Regions from separate parts of the Homo sapiens genome. Here region 2 is linked to region 1. A link is a contact called in ENCODE Hi-C or POLR2A ChIA-PET data. All regions are on one chromosome and are shown on one strand. The core of a region is the stretch at or near the end of the contact, and the rest is flanking DNA. Distances in the headings are between cores, read along the strand shown. Region 1 holds the start of PRR13 (proline rich 13). Region 2 holds the start of TNS2-AS1 (TNS2 antisense RNA 1).

Region 1 (7,595 bases), core at 3,351-5,850:
TGTCTTCAACATTTAGTTCATCATCTTCAAAAAATAGCTCCCCTGCCTAATTCATTAGCTATATGATCTAACCAAGCAGCAACAAGATGGCCAGGCCATGGCAATCCTCTTCCCATTTCCCCTAGCCACTCAGGGCTCAACAGCAGGGTGAGGCTCAGGTGGAGGTAGGGGGTGGGGAGCACAAGGGCTACATTCCCCCAGTACAACATGGCATCTGAAGCTTGATGGGAGAGCAGAACTGGTGAGACTTGAGGGAAGGGTCCAGGGCCTGTATTCAGTCAGAATCACTGCTGGAAGAGGAGGAGGAAGAGGAGGAATGCTGCAAGGGGAAAGGGGAAAGGGGAAAGAAGATAGCATCAGATCCAAATGACCTTTCATCACTCCGTGGGCCATTCTTTGGTGCCCCACCCCTCCACCCAAGTATCCCTTGCTTCCCTAAGAAGGTCAGGAGTCTTGAACAGACTGTACCTAAACAAAAGCAAGGGTTTCCTTCAGCAGTGAGCATACAGGAATGGATTAAACCATCCTAAATTATCACACGGAATTTAAAAAATTTAACATATTGCCTTTGGAGCAAATTTCCAACTTTCTTTACCTGAATCGATGCCTAGGCAAGGAATAAATTACAGGCACAAGCATAGTATAGTGCTAGGAAACAGCTGTTACCTTTTCAATGCTTATTCATTAGCTGCGTGCAAAGTCCTATGATTTTAAGAAATTGGATTCTACAAATCTAAGAAAAGACAGTAGAAACAGCAGTTGTATGTGCATGTATCTCTACTTTTTCCCAAGCACAATGGGAAAAAGTGGGGAAGGTGTAAGAAAAGGCTGGGAGTTCTATTCAAGGTTCCTTAAGCATATACTCCCAGCAATGCTAGTTATTAAATAAAAACATTTTTCAGTCTCTCCAGGGTAATTTCTCCCGCTTTTCCCCACTAAATCTCAATTCTCTTCGGTTCTCTTCAGACCTTTTTTTTTTTTTTTTTTAGACGGAGTTTCACCCAGTTGCCCAGGCTGGAGTGCAATGGCATGATCTTAGCTCACTGCAACCTCCACTTCCTGGGTTTAAGAGATTCTCCTGCCTTAGCCTCCAGAGTAGCTGGGATTACAGACACGCACCACCATGCCCAGCTAATTTTTTGTATCTTTAGTAGACAGGTTTCACCATGTTGGCTAGGCTGGTCTTGAACTCCTGACCTCGTGATCCGCCCGCCCCGGAATCCCAAAGTGCTGGGATTACAGGTGTGGACCACGGCGCACAGCCTTCTCTTCAGATTTCTATCAAAGACCCAGAATCAGGAATTAGAATCCACAAGGCAAATAAATACTGGGCAGTTAAATGTAAATGGAGGCCTCATCAAGATGCAGATTGGTTTAATCCTTCCAGAGTTGTCCTCAGAGTTGCTTTTATCCTTGCTATTTTTTGTTTGTTTGTTTGAGATGGAGTCTTATCTGTCACCGAGGCTGGAGTGCAGTGGTGAGATCTGGGCTCACTGCCATCTCTGCCTCCCGGGTTCAAGCAATTCTCCTGCCTCAGCCTCCTGAGTAGCTGGGATTACAGGCATGCGCCACCACACCCAGCTAATAATTCCCAAGTGCTAGGATTACAGGCATGAGCCATGGCACCTGGCCACCCTTACCAATTTTTAACACTCCTCTAAAACAAAGATACTTAGCCTTGGAGCTGAGTATAAAACCTCCTTAGGGCTGGGTGCAGTGGCTCACGCCTGTAATCCCAGCACTTTGGGAGGCCAAGGCGGGCGGATCACAAGGTCAGGAGATCGAGACCATCTTGGCTAACACGGTGAAACCCCATCTCTACTAAAAATACAAAGAATTAGCCGGGCGCGGTGGCGGGCGCCTGTAGTCCCAGCTACTCGGGAGGCTGAGGCAGGAGAATGGCGTGAACCTGGGAGGCGGAGCTTGCAGTGAGCCGAGATTGTGCCACTGCAATCTGGCCTGGGCTAAAGAGCGGGACTCCGTCTCAAAAAAAAAAAAAAAAAACCTCCTTAGTCCTAGGCTTTGTTAGAAGCCTAGTCACTGACTGCTCTTGTCCTCACTTTTTCTGCTGGATGATAGGGCAAAGGACCCATGTAATTAACACAACGCCCTAAGAACACTGATGAAAGAGAGAAGGAACTTCTGGAACTAGGGACAGATTAATTCTGTTAATTATTATAAGACCTTGCTTTGTCAAAGGAATGACTTTGGTATTTTGACAATGTCAGTGGGCGTGTCCAACTTGCTAGAATATGCACCTGGCGGGAGGGGAGCAAAAGTTCTGGGAGAGTAGGGCAGAAAAGATTTGGCTTTTGATTCTAAAATCCATTCTAAGGCTCACCCTAACTCCCCCCAGATAGGAGAAGCCTGATGTTTATTTTCAAGATAATCAGATTCTTCCCAGTAGCAATCTTTTATAAAAAGGAAGAATCATCTACCAGAGCGACACAATTGTCATCCCTCACGTCCACAGAATGTGAATCCCCCTCACCCAACCCCTGCCTACCTAGTCCCTCTGAGGGGGGACTCCTTCCCTAGCCAGTCTCCAGAGGGTACTGACCTTGCCATGCTTGTGGTACTTGTGGTGCTTTTGGTGCTTGTGCATCTTTTTATGAGCTTTCTTCATTTTCTTCTGCATCTTCTTGTCTACTATCACTGCTGGTCCAACCATGCCAGGAGCCAAGGGATTCACAGGAGGGATTCCAGGGGCAGGCGGTGGGTATGGAGGAGGGTAGGGACCCAACGGTTGGCATCCTGGATACCCTGGCTGTGGCACAGGATGAGGGGGCCCACCTGGGGGGAAAGCTGGATTGCCATGGGGAGCTCCTGGGGGAGGAGGACAGGGGCCTGGGGGAAAGGGTGGATTAATAGGTGGTGGGTGGGCAGGATTGGAACCTCCAGGGCACCCAATATTGGGGGGATATGGATTTGGCCCTGGCTGCCCTGGTGGAAGAAGCAGAGAATAAACATTAGAATTCCCCAGAGTCTCCAACAACAAACAACAAAAAGAAAGAGATTCTTTCTCACTCAATACTTAAAGGGAAACGGAAAGATGACAAAGAAGAATGGAGGGTAGGGGAGACAAACTTGAGTTGGGGAGAAAAGGGGGAATGTCCCTGGAAGGGCTAGGGAGAGGAGGGAGACAGTGAACTCTGAGGAAGACAAAAGCACTGGTCAGTCCAGGCGCGGTGGCTCACGCCTGTAATCCCAGCACTTTGGGAGGCCGAGGTGGACAGATCTCATGAGGCCATGAGTTTGAGACCAGCCTGGCCAAATTGTGAAACCCCCATCTCTACTAAAAATACAAAAAGTAGCCGGGCGTGATAGCATGCGTCTGTAATCTCAGCTACTCCAGAGGCTGAAACAGGAGAATCGCTTGAACCCAGGAGGCGGAGGTTGCAGTGAGCCTGGGCAACAGAGACTCCATCTCAAAAAATAAATAAATTAAATTAAATTAAAAAGCACTGGTCAGCTCTAGACTAAGGACTTTGCTTTTGCGGGTACAGCAGGTCGGGGGTAGGGGAGCTGATACAGAAACTTCCTGTTATAGAGCCCATCAGAAAAAGGGTTAGGGGTGGAACAGAACCCCCAAACACCTACCGGCATTGGGATTCCACATGTTTAGGTGTGTCCTCCAGCCTGAGGAGAAAGAAATGAGGCAAAAAAGATGACGGTCTAGAGGTAGGAAGTGGACTTAGCACCGGAGCCCAGCCCTAACGTCTTCCACCCCACAGTAGGCTCTCCTACCTGGAGAACTACCACAACTTCCACATAAGAAATGTCTCTTTTCTGGCTGGGCGCGGTGGCTCACGCCTGTAATCCCAGCACTTTGGGAGGCCGAGGCGGGTGGATCACGAGGTCAAGAGTTCGAGACCAGCCTGGCCAACATCGTGAAACCCCGTCTCTACTAAAAATCTAAAAATTAGCCGGGCGCGGTGGCGGGCACCTGTAATCCCAGTTATTCGGGAGGCTGAGTCAGGAAAATTGCTTGAACCCGGGAGGCAGAGGTTGCAGTGAGCCGAGACCGCGCCACTGCACTCTAGCCTGGGCGACGGAGCAAGACACCGTCTCAAAAAGAAAAGAAAAGAAAAGAAATGTCTCTTTCCACTTGTTTCTTCGCCCTCAATACCTACTTGGTTCCTAACACAGGAATCTAGTTCCCAGGGCCCCTCCACCCAGGTGGAAGCGTCTAACTCTTCGGAAGTAGGCAGTACCCGCGAGTCTCGGCCCCACCATCACTCATCTCCCTTTCCCTGGAACTGAGTACGGAGGCCTTTAACCACGCACAGAGTAAGAAAGGATCTCAAACAACTTTCTCTCTCCCTGGGGAGGACCCCACCTCAGGCTAAAAAAAGGATACGCCTCGAGGCGAAGTAAGAAGGAAGTTGCCCAAGAACCTCAAATACTTAAATATGTGGACACAGCCCCCTTCCTCCAAAAAAGAAAAAAGGCAAATGAAGATCCTAGCCCCAAGCTGCGAAGAGACTCTTGACCTAGCAAGGGGAAAAGGAAAAACCTATGGAATCCAGATACCCCATCACCTTTCCACCGCCGCCTGGGCTTGCTGCGTTCTCCTTCGCAGTCTCGGCTCTTCCTAGTCACCCAGACCCCGTGCTTCGGCACCCGCCTCTGCTACTGCCTAATTGGTAATTATGTGGCCGCTCGACTGATGATTAGACAACAAACTAATCAATCACTCTGGTCCGACTGAGGAGGAAACGGTTGCTCTAGGGGCGGAGCGGAGCCCTTTACGGCTAGGCCAGTACCGAGAAGCCGGAAATCTCCTGGGGGCGGGGCTAGGCGGAGAGCGCTGGAGGGGGCGGGGCCAGCTGCTGGGCAAAGTCCTAGAGACACCGAGAAGAAACTCTTCCCTTGCTCTCTTACCTCATGGTTCACTGGGTGCAATACCTTGTAAAATGAATACACTATGGTAAGTGTTGTAATACAGATATAGACAGAGTTCTCGGCAAGGGCAGAAGAGCTGCTGAGTCCCAGCCCCAAGCCTCAATGTTCCCGGCTCCGTCTTACACTCGCAAGGGAAGCAAACAAACATTCTTGCGGAAGATACAGAGATTTCATAATCTCTCCCAGGATTCCCTCTCTCAATTGCATAGCTCCGCCATCTGTCAAGTAGCCTAAACCAGAAACCAAGGAGGGCGTCCGTGATCCCTCTGCCTCCTTCACCTCCCTTACCCCAAATTATCAGTTTTGTCTCTCAAATATATCTGGAATCTCTCCACTTCTCTCTGTCTTCCCTGCTCCAAACCTCCCATCATCTGTCGCCTGGATTCATCTCTCCCCTGAATTGCTACAATGGCCTCCCTACAATGGCCTCCCTTTTTTTTTTTTTTTTTTTTTTTGAGACGGAGTCTCGCTCTGTCACGAGGCTGGAGTGCAGTGGTGCGACCTCGGCTCACTGCAACCTCCGCTTCCCGGGTTCAAGCGATAATCCTGCCTCAGCCTCCGAAGTAGCTGGGACTACAGACGCGGCTAATTTTTCTATTTTTTAGTAGAGATGGGATTTCACCATGTTGGCCAGGATGGTCTCGCTCTCTTGACTTCGTGATCTGCCCGCCTCGGCCTCCCAAAGTGCTGGGATTATAGGCGTGAGCCACCGTACCCAGCCTTTAAAAAAAAAAAAAAAATACAAGTGGCCGGGCGCAGTGGCTCACGCCTGTAATCCCAGCACTTTGGGAGGCCGAGGCAGGCGGATCACAAGGTCAGGAGTTCGAGACCAGCCTGGCCAATATGGTAAAACCCCGTTTCTACTAAAAATACAAAAATTAGCCGGGCGTGGTGACATGTGCCTGTAATCCCAGCCACTTGAGAGGCTGAGGCAGGAGAATCGCTTGAACCCGGGAGGTTGCAGTGAACCGAGATCACGCCATAGCACTCCAGCCTGGGCAACAGAGCGAGACTCCATCTCAAAAAAAAAAAGAAAGAAAGAAAGAAAGAAAGTGAGCTAGGCATGGTGGCACATACCTGTAATCCCAGCTAGTGGGAAGGCTGAGGCATGAGAATCGCTTGAACCTGGGAGGGAGAGGGTGCAGTGAGCCAAGATCATGCCACTGCACTCCAGACTAAGCAACAGAGCAGGACTCTGTTTCAAAAAAAAAAAAAAAAAAAAGTGGGATACAAAAAAATTTAAGACAATAAATTTTATGCCAAATATGTCATATTAAACTAAAGCATTTGAAATATTTTAAACTTTTTTTCTTTTAATTTTTATTTTTAGTGCTGGGGTACATGTGCATGATGTGCAGGTTTGTTACATAGTTAAATGTGTGCCATGCTGGTTTGCTGCACAAATTTTGCTGCACCAATAAACCCATCAGCTAGGTATTAAGCCCAGCATGCATTAGCTATTTTTCCTAATATTCTCACTCCCCTGACCCTACCCCCCAACAGGCCCCAGTGTGTGTTGTTCCCCTCCTTGTGTCCATGTGTTCTTACTGTGTAGCTCCCACTTGAGTGAGAACATGTTCCTGCATGAGTTTGCTGAGGTTAATGGCTTCCAGCTTCATCCATGTCCCTATAAAGGACATGATCTCATTCCTTTTTATGGCTACATAGTATTCCATGGTATATATGTACCACAGTTTTTCAGTCTATTGTTGATGGGCATTTGGATTAATTCCATGTCTTTGCTATTGTGAATAGTGCTACAGTGAACATACACATGCATGTATGTTTGTAATAGAATGATTTATATTCCTTTGGGTATACACCCAGTAATGAGATTGCTGGGTCAAATGGTATTTCTGGTTCTAGATCTTTGAGGAATCGCCACATCGTCTTCCACAATGGTTGAACTAATTTACACTCCCACCAACAGTGTAAAAATGTTCCTATTTCTCCACAACCTTGCCAGCATCTGGATTTTGGTTTTGGGTTTTTTTTTTTTTTTGAGACTGAGTCTTGCTCTGTCGCCCAGGCTGAAGTGCAGTGGCAGGATCTCAGCTCACTGCAACCTCTGCCTCCCGGGTTCAAGCGATTCTCCTGCCTCAGCCTCCCGAGTAGCTAGAATTACAGGTGCCTGCCGCCACACCTGCCATATATATATACATATATATATTTGTATTTTTAGTAGAAACAGGGTTTCACCATGCTGGCCAGGGTGGTTTCAAACTCCTGACCTCAAGTGATTCACTCACCCTTGGCCTCCCAAAGTGCTAGGGTTACAGGCATGAGCCACCAGGCCTGGCCTGTTATTTCTTGACTTTTTAATAATCACCATTCTGACTGGCATGAGATAGTATCTCATTATGGTTTTGATTTACATTTCTCTAATGTTCAGTGATGTTGAGCTTTTTTTCATGTTTGTTGGCTGCATATCTTCTTTTTTTTTTTTTTTTTTTTTTTTTTTGAGACGGAGTCTCTCTCTGTCGCCCGGGCTGGAGTGCAGTGGCGGGATCTCGGCTCACTGCAAGCTCCGCCTCCCGGGTTCACGCCATTCTCCTGCCTCAGCCTCCCAAGTAGCTGGGACTACAGGCGCCCGCCACTACGCCCGGCTAATTTTTTGTATTTTTTAGTAGAGACGGGGTTTCACCGTTTTAGCCGGGATGGTCTCGATCTCCTGACCTCGTGATCCGCCC
Region 2 (7,595 bases), core at 1,516-4,015, 390 kb after region 1:
CGCTTGGCACACTCAGTGAAAGTGTGCTGCATGAATAAGAGAGTCTTGGCCTTGGTAGCCATGAAGGGAGCTGCTCCTCTGGCCCATCCCCACCCAGGCTGCTCACCGACGCTGGGAGGGCTGCAGTTCTGTGGCCACCTTGTCCTCGCAGAATTTCCGCATGGTAAGAGTGGCCAGTGCCTGGTCCGCCCTGGGGATAGCAAGGCCAGTGTTGGGGATTAGGGATTAATCTTCATCCTGGCCTCCCATCCCTAAGCCCCAGGGGATGGAGGAGAAATATGATTCTCTAAGTCTAGAAGAAGCCCAGAGTAGTGGTAATGAGAATGAGAAGCACCATGTACAGTCACTTTACTAGTTGTTGGGCCTCAGGCAATTGTTCCCTGAACTTTAGTTTTTTCATCTGTAAAACAGGGCAACAAAACCATCTTATGGGTTGAATTATATCCCCCCAAAAGACATGTACCTCAGAATGTGACCTTATTTGGAAATAGGGCCGTTGCAGACATAATTAGTTAAGATGAGACCATACTGAAGGAGGGTGGACCCTGAATCCAATATGATTGGTGTCCTTATAAGAAGAGAGGAAGAGACACAGACAGAGACACACAGGGAGAACACCATGTGATGACAGAGGCAGCGATTACAGTGATGTGTCTGCAAACCAAGGAATGCCAAGGCTTGCCGCCCACCACTGGAAGCTAGAAAGAGACAAGGAAGGATTCCATCCCGAGTCTCAGATGGAGCAAGGGCCTGCTGACAGCTTGGTTTGGGGCTTCTGGCCTCCAGAACTGTGAGAGAGTACATTTCCACTGTTTTTTGTTTTGTTTTGTTTTTGTTTTTTTTGAGACGGAGTCTGACTCTGTCACCCAGGCTGGAGTACAGTGGCACCGTGTGGGCTCACTGCAACCTCCGTCTCCTGGGTTCAAGCAATTCTCCTGCCTCAGCCTCCTGAGTAGCTGGGATTACAGGCGCCCACCACCACGCCCGGCTAATTTTTATATTTTTATATTTTTGGTAGAGATGGGGTTTCACCTGGCCAGGCTAGTTTCAAACTCCTGACCTCAGGTGACCTGCCCACCTCAGCCTCCCAAAGTGCTGGTATTACAGGCGTGAGCCAACGCACCCGGCCCATTTCCACTGTTTTACACCACCCTGTTTGTGGCTGCCCCAGGAAACTCTACAGACCATCTGCTGCAGACTATGTTGCAGTACTAGTGATAAAAGGGAGGTGGAAGTGCTAAGCTGACAGCAAAGGACTCTCAACGAAGAGGTGGGCTCCAGGGGAGATGGGTTCCTAAGGGGCCAGCTGGAGAAAGGGCCACTGGGGAAGCAGCTACTCAGGCGCTGGGAGCCTCACCCTGCAGAGATCTTGCTGTAGTGCATGTAGGCAGAAACGATGACCCCAAGCTTGCCCTTGTTTCCCTGACAGACAGAGAGACAGGGATGAGGGTCTGGGAGCTCCAGGCTGACCTGGAACCTCCAGGCACCAGGGAACCCGAGGTCCTGGCCCACCTTGCAGTATAGTACGACCACGTGCTGTGGGTCAGCACTGAGCCATGTCTCCATGGCTTTGCAGATGGAGCACAGCTTGTCCAGGGGTGGAGCATGCAGCTCAGGCCAGCCGAAGTCTTGAACCTGGGGAGAATGCAGGGGTGCAACTGGGGCCGGGGGCCACCAACAGAGAGAGATGGGCAGGGTGGAAAGGGGACAGGGCATAGGGGTCCGGGGGCAAGGCTGGGGGTCTGCTGGTTGTCCATGATAGCCTCGGCACTTTCCTTATCCATACAATGGGCTGATACCTGCTGCATCACGTTTTGGGGTGTCTCCAGTAATATATCATGGGAGAGTGGGAAAGTGCTTAAGAGTGAAGTAGATGCCAATTGCTACTATTAATAACGAGGAAGCTGGGGGCTTCTGGGGTTGGGGTGGCTTGGTTTAATGGTTGGGCAGGCCATTTCCTTCATACCTTGGGGTTTAAGCGGGTCAGGTCATGCCTTTTCTCTGAAAGGTTGAAGAGCTGAAATAAAGGGGGAGGGCTTTAGACAGAAATGATCTCCGGCAATGAGGCACGAGGTGGAGGTGGATCCTAAGTAAGAATCTTCCTCTAAAATAAGGTGCAGGCCGGTCGCAGTAACTCACGCCTATAACCCCAGCACTTTGGGAGACCAAGGCGGGCGGGTCACCTGAGGTCAGGAGTTCGAGACCAGCCTGGCCAACATGGTGAAACCTCATCTCTACTAAAATTACAACAATTTGCCGGGTGTGGATCGCTTGAGCCCTGGAGTCTTGAGACCAGCCTGGCCAACATGGCGAAACCCCGTCTCTACAAAAAATACAAAAAAAAAAAAAAAAAAAAAAAAAAATTGGCTGGGCGTGAGTGACGCACGCCTGTAATCCTAGCTACTGAGGCTGAGGTGGGAGAATCGCTTGAGCCCGGGTGGAGGAGGTTGCAGTGAGGTGAGATCGTGCCACTGCACTCCAGCCTGGGCAACAAAGTGAGACCCCGTCTCAAAAAAAAGGTAAATAAATAAAGAAAATAAAAAGGTAGCTAAGGCCCGGCCTAGCCAGTCACAGCCAAGTCGCCAGCGTTCCAGGATTCTCCGCTCCGCTCCAGGCCGCGCTCCGGGCCCCGCCCCCACCCCACCACTCTGGTCCCGCCCCCTGGCGGCCTCGCCTCCGCTGGTGACGTCAGTGATTAGCCTCGCCCATCTGGACCCTACATCCCTCTCATTGGCGGACTCCTGATGGCCCCGCCCCTCACCAGGTACTTGTCCCGGTGCTTGGATTGCAGCACATGGGCCAGCTCGCGCAGGTGGCCCCGGTGCCGCTGTTCATCGGGCCGCGCGGGGAAGGCGGCGGCCAAGATGCGCTCCGTCACGTAGGTGAGGTCTAAGTCCCAGCGCCGCTCCATGAGCGGGTCCAGGCTGAAGCTCCTGGGGAGGAGGAGCCTACGCATGAACGCAGGGGCGGGGCACCCGGAGGTGGCTAGTGTGACGGGAAGGCTGTCTGTTGGGCAGCAGGTGAAGCCTGCTGGGTCCTGAGGGTGGGTGGATCGGTCTGGAGGGAGAATACCGCTTTGGGGGTGGGGGGCTGTCCCGGGGAGCTCTGTTGCGGGGCAGTGCCCTGGGCTGAGGTGTGGGGCCGGCGGAAAGGGGGTCACGTGGGACCACCCCAGCACCCTCACTTACCTGGGCAGAGTGCTGCGCTGCTTTGAGTGGTTCAGAGATTTGGTGGATCCCTGGTGGTTAACAGACAGTGTCTAGACATCTCTTTGGGTACCCCCTACTCTAGACTGCCCACTCCAGAGCCATGCCCTTTTTGTCTTCAGGAAATCTAGATCCTTACTCCCAAAGCTACCTGCTTCCCCCTCCTGCTCCAGCATCACCTTACCAGGTGCTCTATGCGCCTGACTGGGGCCGTGTTTCGCCGCTAGAGGGAGATGGGGGAGGAAAAGGGAGTGGTTAGTTACAGCAGGGGCAAGGACCAATGTGGGCCTTGGGGACAGGGGAAGGGAATGTCAGTGTCCTTTTGAAGGCTGTACTGGATAAGGGGAGAGGAGTCCTACCCCCAGCAGGCCCAAGGGCACAAGATCAGCAGAGGACTCAGACAGTTTTTTCTTTCCTCATAGGATGAGCAATACCCACAGCACTCCGTTCAAGGTCATCTCCTGGGGGCCCTCTCTGGAGCCACCAGACCTCTGGACACCATGGCCAGGTTCCTTGCCCTCCCCACCCCATCCCAGAGCGCACTCACCAACTCCACGGGAGGCAAGGCCTGACAGGCTGAAGTCACCTGGAAGGGGACCGAGTAAGGAACTGAGCTCCTGGTGAAGGGCTCTCGTGGGCTTGAGGATGGGGCAGCCCCTCAGCTTCAGGAGGAAGGTGGAGGGGCCTTCAGTGGATGGGCACAGGCTCCAGCTGAGGTTGCGCTATTTAAGGGCACCTCCCCTCTGGCCTCTTGGTCCCCCACCCCCCAGGCCCCCCACTTGTTGCTCTTGGCGCTCAGCCCCCAGCCCACACAGACCCCCATTCATCCAGCTGTAGGGCAGGAGTTATATATAGAGCCAAGCAGGCAGGCCATGGCCAGGGATGGACACTGGCTTCTTTCACCGGGAGACCCCGCCCCTGGGCACACAGCTCCCCCAAGCCAGCTCCAGGGCCCTGGGATCCTCCTCCCCCTGTCCTGAAGGAAGAGGACCAGGGGACCTCTTCAGAGACAGGGCTGTCTCAGGTCCCCAGTGGACAGTGGGTGCTATCCACAGCTTATACCTGGAAAGGCCCAGTTTTTCCAGGGCCCAGGACAAGACCCGCCCAGGCATTTTGAGGACCCTTCCCCAGAGGGAAGGCACAGCCCATCCGGCTGCCCAGTCTCTGAAATCCTGCTCCCCCACTCCCCACCCACCCCACCCTTCCTCCTCCTCATTCTCCTCCTCTTCCCCACCCCCATCCTCTCGCCAGCTGCAGTCTGGGCACAGCACCAAGACAAACGCTGTCTTGCTGTCCACCCGCCTGGGCTGGCCAGCCCTCCAGAAGGCGGAGTAGGGTGGTTCTTAAAGGGCCCAGTACAGCACCCCTCCCACCCAGGAGGGGTTCCCCAGTGGTGAGAGGGGTGGAGGTGGAGGGTTGATGCCAGTGTGGTTGCAGAAGCCTGTTTGGGAGGAGGAAGGGACTCCAGACCCTCTCCCCCTATCAGGTAGAATCAGATACCCACCTTTGCTTCACATTTTCTGTGCGTCGCCACCTTGCAGACTAGGGAAGGTAAGGGGAGGAGAGGGGTTAGCAGGGGCCTGTGGGACAGTGGAAGGAATGGCCTTCCCTCATCTCCCAGACCCTGGAACCAGACCCTGGGACTTCCAAGATCCCACCTGGACTGGGCTGGCTGGGGCAGAGGAGCAGGGCTAGGTTTTGAGGGAAGAGTGTGGCAGTGGGGTACTACTGCCCAGGCCAGGGGTAACGTTCCAGGGTGGGTGGAGGTGAGGAGGAAGAGAGGGAAGGAAGACTACCGTCACAAGTCAGGATGGGAAGGTGATGGAGAGTACTGGCTCTCCTGGGTTATGGGAGGTGTCTGTCATGGGGAGCCAGGGCCATCTGAAGGGGGAGGCAGCTGCTTCTTAGCTGCCATTGTGCCTAATCCAGGAGCAGCATATTACATTTGAGATTGTGTGAGCTGGCCTGCTGGAGTTGTGCAACACAGTGGTACTGGGTGGAGGGTCTCAGAGTCACAGGACAGAGAGCCTCACCTCTGCACGAAACGCCTGTCCCATCGATGGTCACCTTACATACTGCACAGACTGGAGGTTTCTTCCGGAAAACCTTCTCCCGGAAGCTATGAGGCTCAGCTTTCCTAGGCTGAAGGTGGAGGGACAAACAGAGGTGTGAGTTCCCAGTGGGCCCATCTCCATCTCCGGGACTGGGCAGGAGCCTTGCCTTAGCACTGCACTGGTTTTCTCCGTCCAGATCAAGCCCTCAAACTTGTAGGACGCACTTGGCCACAGCTGCTTCAGGGCGGTCATGGGGCCTGTCCTCAACTGTGCATGGAATCTGACCCCTTGCGTCACCTTTGCTGGGTCAGCTCCTCCCCAGGGGATCACTTGGGCCCCTCACATGGCCCTGGTGTGTGATGCCCTTGTGGAAAAGCCTCCATGCTCAGGCTTTCCCCCTGGTGTGGTAAGGGTACTCCCTGACTCTTCCCATCTTGTCCTCCCCGCATGGAGACCTGTGTGCAGAGTGAGCAGGGAGGTTCCAAACATATGTGTTGTATGTCAGTCCTGCAGCACCAGACTGAGCCGGCAGGAGTGGCCTCAGCCAGTCCTGCTCCTTTAGCTCCTGCTGTCCCCACGCTCCAGGCAGCTGACATGCCCTCCTCCCCCACGGTCAGAACAACATGTTTACTCATTGTGCACTGAGGCAGCAGACAGCAATTGTGTAATGGGGGTGGTCATGCTGGAGGGAAACAGATAGAAGCCTGTCACTGGGGAGAGATGTTTAGCTGGCTTTGGATGCTGTGAGTTCTCCCCCGACCCCCTGCACCCTGGCACTTGGGATTCACGCATTGAATGAGAAAGGAGTGGACCAGATTCCCTGTTCAGCCCCTCCTGACCCAGAGATGCAGTGAGGCAGGAGCCTGGGATGCCCCCTTATGGCCCAGGCCTATCTCAGTCCCTTCCCCTCCCACTGTGGGTTCTCTCCTCCCATCCTCTGTCTGGGGACAGCTTGTCTCCTTGCCATCTCTCTGTTTTACCCATATTCCCCCTCCTCTGGAGTTCAGACTCCTGCTGTCCTCCTCCCGGGGACCCATCACAGTAGTATCTCAGGTTGTCCTGAGCTGCTGCTTTTGGGGCAAGGCTGGGAAGTTGGGAAAGGGAGTGATGGGGATGTGGGCAGCACCTCTGGTTTCTTGACTGTCCCTGCAACTCTTCTGGGCTGGATCAACTTTGTGGGACCCACTAAGACACTTGGGAGCATGTTGGCATTAGCAGCAGATATGGATGTTGTCAGTGGAAAGCAAACCTCCAGTTCCAAAGCACTCCTGACTCCCTCTCCTCTCTCTTTTTCCACCCTGCCACCCCATTTCCCTCAAACTTCCCTGGGCCAGGGAAGGGGCCTGATGATCTCTGAGCCTGCTGGAGGATACCTGGATAGCGCATGGCAAAGTCCTGCAGTGAGGCACCTGGGGCTTATGTTGGGGGGCCAGGACCTCCTGGGGTTGGCCCAGGCTAGAGCAGGGAAGGTGAGAGGAGCCAAAACAGACAGCAGGACCTACTCTAACCCAAACATCCCCTCACACTACAGCCCTGGCCACTCCGGAGGGGATGCTGGGCCAGGGAAGAAGGCTGAGGAAGCTGAAATTGGGAAGAAGGCCTGGCCTGATTCCTGGTCCCCTCCCCCACTGCCCGCACCTCCACCCCTGCCCCTCTTTTGCCCAGCTGGTGGGCACTCCTACCCTGCTTGCGGCCCGGCTGCTGTCCCTCCTCCCCAGGGCTCTGAGCAGCCTCTCCACAGGGCCGCTGGACTTCATGGTGTTCGGCTGGCTGGGGTGCTGGCCCCAGGGCCTGAACAATGCTGGGGCCTGGCCCGGGGCTTCCTGGAAGCGGCCTGGCGGAGGCAGCCGCTTCCCCTGGGCGGAGGGTAGGCTGTCTGGCTGGTGTGAGGAGAAGCCCGGCCCTGGAAGTGGAGGGAAGTGCAGGCGGGAAGGGGGCAGGTCGCTGCTCCAGGAAGTGGAGGGGGGAGGATGTGGGGGAGGCCAGGAGATCAGATTCCCAGGATCTACCCTGCTGGGAGTGTCAGCCTGTGATCTTTTGCTCCCCCTACTCCCCCAACTCTGGAGTTGTCCCACACCTGGGACACCACACTCTCCAGGGATCTGCAGGGATCCATGGTCTTGAGATTCTGCCCCCACCCCCGGTGGGGCCGGGTGAGAATTCTGGTCTCGGGGCAGGGCTAAAGGGCAAGTGGGGAACAGTGTGTCCCAGCCAGGCTCCAGCCTGAACTCTCAAGCTCTCGAGGGACTTCCGCTGGGGAGGGAGTGGAGCTGGGAACTACTACCAGCAGGCAGGCCCAGGATCCCGAGTGTGTCCTGAGAGTCAGGTAAAAATG

The links. Hi-C counts contacts between places; a loop is a spot of excess contacts on that map. ChIA-PET counts read pairs that join two places held with the same protein, here RNA polymerase II (POLR2A). Pooled maps may share reads with other maps.
Region 2: a loop to region 1 is called in a map of B cell, with 6 times the contacts of the local background. The contact joins the promoter of TNS2-AS1 here to the promoter of PRR13 in region 1. A Hi-C loop is called at or near these places in 2 of 168 maps with a recorded cell type or tissue (B cell and gastrocnemius medialis), 2 of 37 single-sample maps with no recorded cell type and 10 of 50 pooled maps. POLR2A ChIA-PET finds 5 or more read pairs at or near these places in 3 of 52 experiments (OCI-LY7 and activated T-cell).

The regions. Positions count from the first base shown.
Region 1 is chr12:53,438,739-53,446,333 of GRCh38, reverse strand. It overlaps PRR13 (proline rich 13), which reads right to left and starts at 4,600. Exons shown (of 4, transcript NM_018457.4): 1 at 4,542-4,600; 2 at 3,601-3,639; 3 at 2,561-2,943; 4 at 1-319. The coding sequence starts at 3,619. The coding sequence ends at 275. RefSeq lists a silencer at 4,603-4,752 and enhancers at 5,043-5,132, 4,863-5,628.
Region 2 is chr12:53,049,608-53,057,202 of GRCh38, reverse strand. TNS2-AS1 (TNS2 antisense RNA 1) reads left to right here and starts at 2,765. Exons shown (of 4, transcript NR_033854.1): 1 at 2,765-2,882; 2 at 3,629-3,807. It overlaps TNS2 (tensin 2), which reads right to left and starts at 7,138. Exons shown (of 29, transcript NM_170754.4): 1 at 6,943-7,138; 2 at 5,240-5,348; 3 at 4,711-4,748; 4 at 3,754-3,792; 5 at 3,391-3,429; 6 at 3,189-3,238; 7 at 2,762-2,933; 8 at 1,967-2,017; 9 at 1,513-1,635; 10 at 1,358-1,422; 11 at 107-190. The coding sequence starts at 7,017. MIR6757 (microRNA 6757) reads right to left here and starts at 259; the gene lies at 191-259. RefSeq lists an enhancer at 3,483-3,722.